2 separate regions of the Homo sapiens genome follow, and region 1 is linked to region 2. Evidence: chromatin contacts called from ENCODE Hi-C or POLR2A ChIA-PET data. All regions are on one chromosome and are shown on one strand. The core of a region is the stretch at or near the end of the contact, and the rest is flanking DNA. Distances in the headings are between cores, read along the strand shown. Region 1 has its middle 87 kb from the start of DUSP5-DT. Region 2 overlaps ADD3 (adducin 3).

The links. Hi-C counts contacts between places; a loop is a spot of excess contacts on that map. ChIA-PET counts read pairs that join two places held with the same protein, here RNA polymerase II (POLR2A). Pooled maps may share reads with other maps.
Region 1: a loop to region 2 is called in a map of natural killer cell, with 2.5 times the contacts of the local background. The contact joins two enhancer-like sites. A Hi-C loop is called at or near these places in 1 of 168 maps with a recorded cell type or tissue (natural killer cell) and 7 of 50 pooled maps. POLR2A ChIA-PET finds 5 or more read pairs at or near these places in 1 of 52 experiments (activated naive CD4-positive, alpha-beta T cell).

What each region holds. Positions count from the first base shown.
Region 1 is chr10:110,406,870-110,412,828 of GRCh38, reverse strand. No RefSeq gene overlaps it. Among named protein-coding and RNA genes, the nearest start is that of DUSP5-DT, 87 kb to the left of the region's middle. RefSeq lists an enhancer at 1,663-2,862. Within about 2 kb of position 2,313, at least 17 of the 41 ENCODE cell types and tissues checked have a DNase peak (open chromatin) inside an H3K27ac peak, as active enhancers do.
Region 2 is chr10:110,084,854-110,090,548 of GRCh38, reverse strand. All of the region lies in intron 1 of ADD3 (adducin 3), which reads right to left. Among named protein-coding and RNA genes, the nearest start is that of ADD3-AS1, 79 kb to the right of the region's middle. RefSeq lists an enhancer at 3,640-3,789. Within about 2 kb of position 3,933, at least 6 of the 41 ENCODE cell types and tissues checked have a DNase peak (open chromatin) inside an H3K27ac peak, as active enhancers do.

The sequences.
Region 1 (5,959 bases), core at 1,064-3,563, 320 kb before region 2:
AATTCCCCAGAGGTTCTGATTTTCACCAGTCACCTCCAGATATTCTGATTTGCTGGCTTTGCTTGATTGGGAGCCTGATAATTCTTTTTGTTTTTGTTTTTCTTTCTTTCTTTCTTTTCTTTCCTTCCTTCTTTCTTTCTTTCTTTCTTTCTTTCTTTCTTTCTTTCTTTCTTTCTTTCTCTCTCTCTCTCTCTCTCTCTCTCTCTTTCTTTCTTTCTTTCTCTCTCTCTTTCTCTCTCTCTCACTCTTTCTTTCTTTCTTTTTGAGATGGAGTCTTGCTCAGTCACCTAGGCTGGAGTGTAGTTGTGCAATCTCGGCTCACTGCAACTTCTGCCTCCCGGGTTCAAGCGATTCTCCTGCCTCAGCCTCCCCAGTAGCTAGGATATTACAGGCATGTGCCACCACACCCGGCTAATTTTTGTATTTTTGGTAGAGACAAGGTTTCACCATGTTGGCCAGGCTGGCTGGTCTCCAACTCCTGACCTTGTGATCCGCCTGCCTCGGCCTCCTAAAGTGCTGGGATTACAGGCTTGAGCCACTGCACCCGGCCTTCTTTTTCGTTTTTAAACGTGCCCCCCAGCTGATTTTTCTCATAAGGGAAATTTGAGAAGTACAGCTCAGTAGTATCGTGTGAATAGATTAAACAAAATAGCTGCCCAGCCCCCATTCTGAGAGAGATTATGATCCATTTGGTCTGGGGTATTTTTTTTTGAGACAGAGTCTCACTCTGTCACCCAGGCTGGAGTGCAGTGGTGTGATCTCAGCTCAGTAGAGACAGGGTTTCACCATGTTGGCCAGGCTGTTCTCGAATTCCTGACCTCAGGAGATCCTCCCACCTTGGCCTCCGAAAGTGCTGGGATTACAGGTGTGAGCCACCGCATCCGGCCTTGGAGTGAATATTTTTAAAAGCTCTTTGGGTGATTCTAATGTGTGGCCAGGGCTGGGAAGTGATGTTGGAAGATTCTCCAAGGTCCAAGGCTGCTGCTTTTCTCTAGTTCTTTGGAGACACCAGGGCTGGGAAGTGATGTTGGAAGATTCTCCAAGGTCCAAGGCTGCTGCTTTTCTCTAGTTCTTTGGAGACACCAGGGCTATCTGGGGCTTCTGAAGCTCTCCCTTTGGTGATTTAATACTGTGGAGACCCAGAACAGAGCCTGAGGTCAACCTTTGCTCCAGACGGGGCTCTGACTGAACAGGCCCAGTAGACCCCTCCTCACAGACTACCCTCCCCCCGTAACATTCCCAGGGGCTCCCTCTGGCTCCCACATTCCCTTTAATTTTCATTTGCTTTAAAGTGGAGAATTCCTTTAATTGCAGGGAGAAAATGACTACCACTTGCAAATATTTGTCCTCCTCTAGGGCCCTATAAGGCAGCTCCTTCATTTTATTCTCTTCCTTTGACACCTTGCTCAGGGCCTCTCGGAGCTCATATTCCCCACTCTCTGGAGAATGATGCCATCTGTGGGGTGACCCATAAGAAGGGCCCATGGTGCCTGGATGGTTTCTTATCTGGCTTCCTCCTCTTCTTCCAAATAAGGCAGGAGGGTCACCGGGAGTGCCACCTGATGCAGCTTGATTTAGACCAGAGAGTATGAAAGAATCCACTCTTGGCTTGGGGCCCACCAGCCGCAGGCCTGAAGAAAGCTTGCTGTAGGCGAGGAGGCAGAGAGAGAAGGGCGCTGGCCCAGAATGCTACAGCCCCTTGTGAGTGGCGCAGCATGGGCTTGAGCATGCAGAGGTAGCACGTTCACGGCACAGGCGTGAGAAATGCCTCCTCCCGACAGCCTTGTCCCTCCATTCCAGTGTGGCTGATGGTCGCCACATAGAGGATTGCCACGAGAATTCAGAGTTCGTGGTGGGGTCTGGGGCATGGCGGGGACTCCCTAAAGGAGTTTTCATTCCTCTTTGCTAGGACAGACACAGAAATAAACTTGATGCCCGAGGAGGAAGACAGGGCCCCAGGAAATACCCTTCTTTAGGGGCTGGGAGAGACTCCAGTAGTTGCGGCCCATCCCTGGAGGCCCCAGCTCTCTCTCCAGTCCCCAGGAGCTGAGAGGTCAGCCCTGCCCACTCCTGTCTCACACAGAGGACCCTCCAAGCTGGCTGTATGGGAACAGCCTTGCCCACACATGATCCAGATGGTTGCCCAGAGGAGGGGATGGCCGAGGGAAGGGTGAGGCCTGACCAGTGATGAAAGAATGAAGAGAATGAGGTACTGACTCATTCTCTGGCTCCTGCTCTAGGAAGGAAAAGGACTTATTTGCGGGTGGGGGTGTGGCTGGAGCCAGGCCAAAGGGTGCAGTGAGAAATGAGGTGCCTCTGGCTCACGGATAAATCCTCCTGGGAAGTGGGGCCAGTTTACGAAACCCAGCAACTTGATTGACGGTCTCTTCTTTCTTCTAACTCATCCTTCTAACTGGGAGCAGTAGGAGGAATTCCAAAGACCAAGGCAGGCAGCCTTTCTTGAGTTCTACTGCACATCCAGCCCTAGGCCAATTCTGGTGTGGACACCATCCCTTCAGAGTGACAGGATGAACTTGGGGTTCAGCATCTGCTTGGGCAGAGCGAGTGTTGGCCGCTGTGCCTTGTTCTCTCTCCCCACCTTTCTTTCCTCCCACCCACCCCTACCTCACCAAGCCAAGTATGGACTGTATCTGGGACAAATTTTTCTGTATAGATCAAACAGTTCCAAATAGCACAAAGGCAAAGGCACTTACGGGTTAGTAGTGGGCCTCCTCGGTATCTGTTTGTATGAGTTAATTTGCATGAGGGTAGATAGGCCTCTAAGGAGGAAGTTTGGTGAGAGGTTAAGCATGGAGTACAAAGGAGCAAGGGGCCTGAGTCTCATTCTCTGTATTGCTGGAATGGTGGATGTGACTGAAAAAAAAAATTTTTTTTTTCTTTCTTTTCTTTCTTTTTTTTTTTTTTTTTGCTTAATGCAAAAACGGAATTTACTGACTTTAGAATGGAAGTCCAAGGGGTGTGGCTGGTTTCAGACAAGACTTAATCAGGGGCTCTAAACAATGTCACCAAAACTTCATGTTCTCTGTTATCTTTCGGCTCAGCTCTTCTCCAGGTGACAGCTCGATCACTGGCTGGTTCCACCCCATGGGGGCAAGATGACTGCAGAAGCTCCAGGCCTCACACCCTCTCACCAGGGCAAAGAACTAGTTCAAAAGTTCTGGAACTGAGTTTCATTGGCTCTGATTTGCCTGCCTTCGGTCATGTACCCATCCCTTAACCAATAACTGTGGCAGGGGGGTAGAGGGTACTGATTGCAGGATCATAATCTCCACTCCCAGATCTGAGTGTCTGGGAAGGGGATGTGTATAGGGAGCCTGGTCATGGTGCTGATGGGGGCAGTTTCACCGGAATCATATAAACTGAGCTGAGGCTTTTATTGCAAGTGAGTGAATGGGGACAGGCTAGCAGGAAACACTGGCCCCTTACTCCCTTTAGAGAGGAGGCTGCAGGGAAAAGCTGAAAAGGCTTCTTTGGAGCCCAGCTTACAAATTGGGACACACAGTAGGGAGAGGAGCTTTCTGCCTCTTTCAATTCAGAGCACAAAACCGTTTTGCCTCGGTAGGCACTGAGGACTGCCATACTGGCCAGCACCAGGGGTCACACCTTAAATAGAGAAACAGGGGCCTCATGGAGCAGCCCAGGCAGGGAGTAAGGCAAGGTCCTGCCGCAGTTGCCCAGTGCACAGCCGACAGCAACAAAGAGGTCAAGTGGAAGACACATTAGCAGGCTGGCTGCGGGCACTTACAAGACACCCGAGGGACTTCCAGAGATGACTTGGGCAGACTCGGGAGCGAGTCCAGTGAGGTCCCATATCAGAGAGGAAAGCAGCATCCCTGCACCCTGTGTGGGAACATTAGTAGCCTGTGATGGAAAGAGCTTCAGAATGGGGACCAAAAAGGCAGATTCCAGTTGCCAGGCCACTTGTTAGCCATATGACTTTGGGCAAGTCATTCTCCCTTTTCTGGCCTCACTTTATTCCTCTGTGAAATGGGGGTGATACACCCACCTCTGGTTGATGGGGGAATCTGGTGAGATGGGTAGATGAAAGCAGTGGGGGAAAAGCTAATGCGCCGCCCTCGGGGCAGGGCCTGCAACACTTCCTATCCTGGTCACCGGAAGCCCTAAGGCCTAGACCCAAGGGCCATATATTCGTGCCCCAGAGGCATTCACAGCAAAGGGAAAAGCATCCAGAGGAACGAGCCCCACAGGCACCCTGTGGAAGCTGCTCCTCGTGGAGGCCCTGGGGGTGAGGCACTCAGCCAGGGATGTGGGCAGCTCCTCGGGGCACTCTCCTGCCCTTCCACTGAGTCAGAGGAAGGGACCCAGGCTGGGCATGAGCCTTGCAGGTTCTACTAGTTACTGAGGAGGGGAAGGGGGAGGGCTAAAGGCAGAAGGAAAAACACACAAACAACAGACACACCCACCCTCTCCACAAACAACCCCCTCCTAGAGGCCCAGGGCACAGATGCAAATCAAGGCCTGGGAAAGTGAAGTCACCACCTCCGCACTAGGGAAGAGCTCCCCAGGCCTCATCCACACTTCCTCCCCTAGCCTCTCCCTACCGCCCACATAGCAGGGCCCTTGGGCAGGGATTGCTTGTTTTCCAGAATGGTCTTGGTTGCAGGGACCCAGGCCTCCTCCAGCCCCTCTGGGTAGCTTAGACTCTCTACTCCCCAAATTTGGGTTTCCTCTGCTTCCTTCCCAGGGAGGTGTCTGTACTCTCACCCCTGCTACCCGAGTCAGTGTCCTGGAGAGCTGGCTGGTGGAAATGTCTTCTCTGTACCATGCTTGGCCTTTCAGGTCCACCTATTCATCATCTGGTAGTGACTAGAAACATTCCTTTCCGTATTTGCCCCAGGCCAGGCAGCTTGCCTGGACTTACAGGAGAGGGGCCATTCTGCTCAGCCTGCACTGGAGGCCAGCAGAGATCTCAGCTCCAGCCCACAGGGAACAGTCGTTACGGTGGAGAAAATATGAGTTTGAATCGTTAGTTTCTGTGCTTCTTAGCTATGTGACTTTAGATAAGTTACTTCACTTCTCTAAGCCTCAATTCTCTTATCTGGATATTTTTTCCCTTTTCTGAATTCCTGCATCACTGCTCTCCTGGTAGGCATCTCTGCTAGGCAGCAATGACAATACCCTACAGGTTGCTATGAGGGCAGGGATGAGAGGGACAAAGCTCGTGGCAGGGCTTGGTAGATGAACCTCCCCAGCTTTCCACACCTTACCACATGTTATTTTCCTATTCCATTCTCTTCTCCTATGAAATGACTGGTTTGTTTGCTCAGCAGTCATGTGTTGAGAGTCAGGCACCATCACACACTGGCATGTATTATCTTCATCCCACATCCCTGTGAGGCTTAAAGCGTAAAGCCCATTTCAAGAGTATCCTGTGGCTCAGAGGAAGGGTAAGAGTTAGGAGGCTACCAGGGTGTAGAGTCAGCATTCGATGCCTGGGCTTCAAATTCCAGCAGGAGCCCAGCTCCACAGGTTTCCATGGACTGTTTCTCTGCCTGGAATGTCCTCCCATCTCTCCCCCTAATTATCGTCAGTCATTCAGAGTCTCATTCCTTCCATCTCCTCCAGGACACCTTCTAAATCAGTGAGGACACTTTTGATTGCAAGTGACAGAAACCTCCCTCCCAAAGAGGCTTAAGAAAAAAATGGGAATTTGGGGCTCAAGGAAACCAAAAACCCAGGTGATCTTATTTAGTTACAGTTGGATTCAGAGCTCAAACAACATCATCAGTATTTTCTTTCTCTCCAAATCTTCGTCTACCCGTTTTTATGAAGGCGGAGGTTTCAGGCTCTACAGAGTAGCAAAAGGCACAGCAGTTCTGGCACTCACGTCCTTACAATTTTTTGGTATAGCGGAAGGAGTGAGTCTTATTTCTCCAGAGCTCCTCAAACTTTGTCTTGGAATTGAGATGTATTGTCA
Region 2 (5,695 bases), core at 2,684-5,183:
AACAGTAAGTAAAAAAATGTCAAGTAGGGGCTGGGCATGGTGGCTCACACCTGTAATCCCAGCACTTTGGAAGGCCAAGGTAGGCGGACTGCCTGAGCTTAGGAGTTCAAGACAAGCCTTGGCAACATGGTGAAACCCCACCTCTACTAAAAATACAAAACATTAGCTGGGCGTGGTGATACATGCCTATAGTCCTAGCTACTTGGGAGGCCAAAGCATGAGAATCGCTTGAACCCGGGAGGTGAAGGTTGCAGTGAGCTGAGATCACGCCACTGCACTCCAGCCTGGGCGACAGAGCAAGACTCTGTCTGCCAAAAAAAAAAAAAAAAAAAGTCAAGTAGGTGCTTGTTATATCAACATAATCATTCAACAGGGTGATTCAAAGACTAAAGACAGAGTTGGACAATGCTGAGGATCAGTCTAACCTCTGTGTCACTAACGACGAAGGATATTTTATTGATCTACGTTACCTGTTACAAGGAACAGTGAGGCAAACAGATTTCTGTACTTGAGGTGATGGTGGGGGTTGGGAGAGGAAGAGAGGCAGTTACTTGCTTAGACATTGGTAGAGGTGAAAATAACATTCACTGGTAACTTGAAATAAAAATCTTTATTATAATTAGGTCAAATTTACCAATTACAATGGCCATACAAGGGGCAGGGTTACAAAGTTGAAAACATGTACAGAAAGTTCAGAGAAAGTATTTCTTCAAGTCCAAACTCAATCATTAATCATTATCTAACATTAACTTGAATTGTTCCCAACATAAACCATTTGGAAAAGTAAATATGAAACTGATTTTATATATATATCATATATATTATAAACATATATCATATATACATATGTGTGTGTACATATATATATATTCCTATGAAATGAGTAAAACAATCAACCACAGAAAGGCAATCCCTCAAGTATCTTACAGAACCCAAAGACACACAGCCTTGGTGAGCCTTTACTCTCCTTTCTACAAAATATAATGAACATTCTATATATATTCCCTTAGTCACCATTTGTCTTCAATGTGGAGTTTTGGAAAATGGTTGAGAAACAAAAGAAGGGTTCCCCACCCCACATCCCAACCCCTTCCTTAGAGAAAGCTGACAGAGACTAGTGGATTGATTACTTAGATGTGCGTCTCAGACATTTAGTTTCTGTTGAGTTCCCTGCTATTAGAGAAAATTTTAAAATTGAGATCCAGGAAACTATCCAGAGCTTGACAGCTCATGATAAATGAGAGGTTTTAAAAAGAGGAATCACTAGAAATTATTATTTTTAAATAAACATTCATTGCTCTCAATTTCAGGAGATACCGTAAGTCTTTGATTCTTATTTGGTAGTCTTTCTAGGCAAAAAGCTTTTTTTTTATTTTTATTTTTTAAAGAAACATCAACTCTCACATACTTCATACTTTACTGCATACCCACTCTACAAATCTCAGTGGACCTTTTCTCAAATGAATATTCAAATACAAATAATATAGGAAATTTAACTTCCCCAAATTCCAATCTTACATCTACCTATTTCACAAGCTGAAATTAGATTTTAACTGAAGAAATGCAAATAATCCAACAAAGCTTATTATTAAAAATGAGCTGAGTCTGCAAAATAAATATGCATTGAAAAGGCTAGTCTAGGAAACTGATTTGTTACCATGGACTATGTTTCTGTGTTCCATTCCTAATACAGTCATTGTGACGTGCCACGGTGGGGGAAAGGGAGGGATGGAAAGGCACAAAAAAATGAGACAAAGTTCCTTATTTTAAAAATTGGAGGAAAATACACAAAAAAATATTAAAGAACCACAGGGTATAATTACCAAGAGTTCATTTTGATCTACTATTTCAGATATTCAAGCTAAAGACTTTTGGCTTTCATAACTTATAAAAAATACAGCTGCAAAAGTCAATCCAAAAACTGTAGGCAACTCAACACACTGCAACTGCAAAGCAGTTGGATTTGAAGGAGGAGTTTCTGCCTTCCGATTTTGGCTGCTAAGGAACATTTCAAGATCATCACAACTTGATCTGTTTTGTTTATGAAACGCCTAATATTGTGCCATGAAAATGCATCTTATTAAGCACAGATAATGGTACTTGAAAACTACTTGCAAAAATACTTTTTGGTTATAACCTGCCACTTTAGCAATTGGTTGATGGTTTTAAGTGCAAGTTCACAAAAAGAGATTTTTATCAATTTCAGAAATCTGTTTCTCAAAACGGATTTGTCAAAAACTTGCTTTTTCAAATGTATCATCTTTTAGATCTAAAGATTGACATTCAGCCATACTACTGTACTATAGTGGTTGAATAGTGTCTTCCCTAAAAATTCATGTCCCCAGAAGCTCACAGTGTGGCCTATTTGAAAATAGGGTTTGTAGATCAAATTAAGTTGAGATCATACTGGATTAGGGTGAGTCCTAAATCCAACGACTAGTATCTTTATAAGAGGAAAGTGAGAGAGATTTGGACACCAAGTAACAAAAAAGACACAAAGGAAGAAAAAAGCCCTATGATGACAGGGCAGAGATTGAACCGATGCAGCACAAGCCTAGGGACCAAGCTGGGAACCATGAGAAGCCCGGGGAGGGGCATGGAATAGATTTTTCCCTCAGACCCCTCAGAATGAACCAATCCTGCCAACACCTTGATTTTGGACCTCTGGCCTCCGGAACTGTAAGAGAATAGATCTGTTGTTTTTAGCCACCGGGATTGCAGTACTTTGTTATATAGCAGTTCTAGGAAACTAACACATATACTGTTCCAAAGGAATTTCCATCCTAATATCTATTTTTGAAAGCATTTTACCATCAACAGTGTGAATAGATAGCACACCTTTGCAGAATCAATGTCAGCTCTTCAGAAATAACAAATCGTCAAAACACTAACCTGAACAAGACATCTGATATACATAAGTACAATGCAACATTCTGGTTTTCCACAATGGCATGACCTTTGCCAACTACCCTGTCAGTCAGTGTTTCCAAGGAAATCTAAAGCAAGAAAAATATGAACATTCTTGTCACATCAGATGAACAAAAATTTCTTTGTAAAACTGAAGATTCATAATGAAGGCCAACCACAAATTAAAGATGCAGCAGGCTCTACTGCTTCCATCATAGCGGAAACACTGTTAAAGCAGTTACTAAATCATAAAATACTACGGAATATATTTTCACTTAAGCAAGGATGGACTTAAAAGCCACTTGCTCAGGACCAGGCATGGTAGCTCATGCCTGTAATCCCAGCAATTTGAGGGGCCAAGGCAGGTGGATCACTTGAGATCAGGAATTCAAGACCAGCCTGGCCAACATCTCTACTAAACTCCATCCCTACTAAAAATACAAAAATTAGCTGGGCGTGGTGGTGGGCGCCTGTAATCCCAGCTACTTGGAAAGCTGAGGCAGGAGAATTGCTGGAACCTGGGAGGCAGAGGTTGCAGTGAGCTGAGATGGCGTGCCACTGCACTCCAGCCTGGGTGACAAAGCCAGACTCAGTCTCAAAAAAATAAAAAAAAAATAAAAGCCACTTTCTAAAGCGAGTGGGTTTCTTGCCATGTGTACATACATGCTGCATTTCTGCTATTCTGCTCACATTGGAGACCACTGAACCCACATCTTGCAGGTTCATGCCAGGCTCTGGGACCCTTGGATTATGGGAAACCCTAAGAAACTAGTTTAGTATCTCTCAGCATCAAGTCAGTCTTGCAGTTGTTCCCACTCTGATGTTCTGACACTGATGTAAAGAACTACCTGAGACTAAGTAATCTATAAAGAGGTTTAATTTACCACAGTTCCACAGGCTATACAGGAAGCTTGGCTGGAGAGGCCTCAGGAAACCTACAATCATGGCAGAAAGGTGAAGGGGAAGCAAGCACATCTTTGCATGGTGGCAGGAGAGCAAGCGAGCGAAGGAGGAAGTGCTACATACACACTTTTAACCAACAAGATCTTGTGAGAACTCTATCATGAGATAGCACTAGGGGGATGGTACTAAACCATTAGAAACCACCCTCATGATCCAATCAACTCCTGCCAGACCCCACCTCCAATACTTGGAATCACAATTTAATATGAGATTTGCGTGGGGACACAAATCCAAACCATATCAAGCCTGTTTTTTGTTGTTGTTGTTTTGAGGATGGAGTCTCACTCTGTCCCCAGGCTGGAGTGCAGTGGCATGATCTCGGCTCACTGCAACCTCTACCTTCTGGGTTCAAGTGATTCTCCTGCCTCAGCCTCCTGAGTAGCTGGGACTACAGGCACGTGCCACCATGCCCAGGTAATTTTTGTATATTTAGTAGAGATGAGGTTTCACCCTGTTGGCCAGGATGGTCTTGACCTCCTGACCTCATGATCCGCCCACCTCGGCCTCCCAAAGTGCTAGAATTACAGGCGTGAGATACTGCGCCCAGCCTTTTTCTTTTTCTTTCTGTTTCTGAGACGGAGTTTCGCTCTTTGTCACCCAGGCTGGAGTGCGATGGCATGATCTCGGCTTACTGCAACTTCCGCCTCCCAGGTTCAAGCGATTCTCGTGCTTCAGCCGTCCAAGTAGCTGGGATTACAGGCTTGTACCACCACGCCCAGCTAATTTTGTATTTTTAGTAGAGAAGGGGTTTCTCCATGTTGGTCAGGCTGGACTCGAACTCCCGACCTCAGGTGATCTGCCTGCCTCGGCCTCCCAAAGTGCTGGGATTACAGGCGTGAGCCACCATGCCCGGCCCAAGTCTGTTTCTTAATCATTAAATTCTGAGCCACTCCACTCACTCTCAAGCAGCCTAATTCACTTTCTTGTTTCTCTATCAGGTAACTTCAAATACTTTTACAATTGAAGGTCTATGCCTGAACCCTAGGGCCCACGTCTCAGTCTTAGACCCTTCTATCATTTGCCACTGTTCCCTGAGGTCACCTGATAGCTCACATCTTTGCATATGGCAGTAGATCTCCGATGCCATGCAGATCTCCCTGGTACTGATTGGATCTGGACTTCTACCAATTACCACCCTTTGCCAAAAATTCCCTGTCCCTAAACTCTGCCTATGTGCTACAGTTTGACACCTACTGAATCTCACTCATATTGACTGTTCACATACCTGGACTCATTCCTATTGCCCATTTCTGGGAATCTGCTCCTGACTGTTTACCTGGATTCCAGTCAGTAAAATCCCCTGGGTATTCACCAAATTAAATCTTCAACAAAGTGTAATCTAAACTATAATTATGAACTTTAGAAAAAGTTCTCTAGATCCTGGTCTCCAGATTATATATGCCCCATTATTTCATTTTGAACTGTGTTGGACATTAACTGCCATGCAAGCTTGTGGGTGCATTTAAAGAGGTCTAGGCTCTTTCCTGATAAAACAGGATTTAGCTTTGAAAAGTAGGCCTAGTTGATATGAACAAGAATTCTAAAAATGTATGTATACATTGATATTTTATGACACCAAACTAATTCATATCAAAAAATGGGGGGGAATTAAAATTATTTCTAACATGAAGAAACTGGAAATAATGAGAAGATAAAGAGACAACAACCCAAGTCTCCAGTCCACTGCTGGAAACTGAACTCTCAATAAAAAGTGAGAAAATCTGGAAAAAGACCTGAGAAGTCTAATATCAAATTCAGGAAAAAGAGAAAACATTAAACTAATTAACTATTTAATTTATGGAGGAAAGTTTATCAAAAACAACAG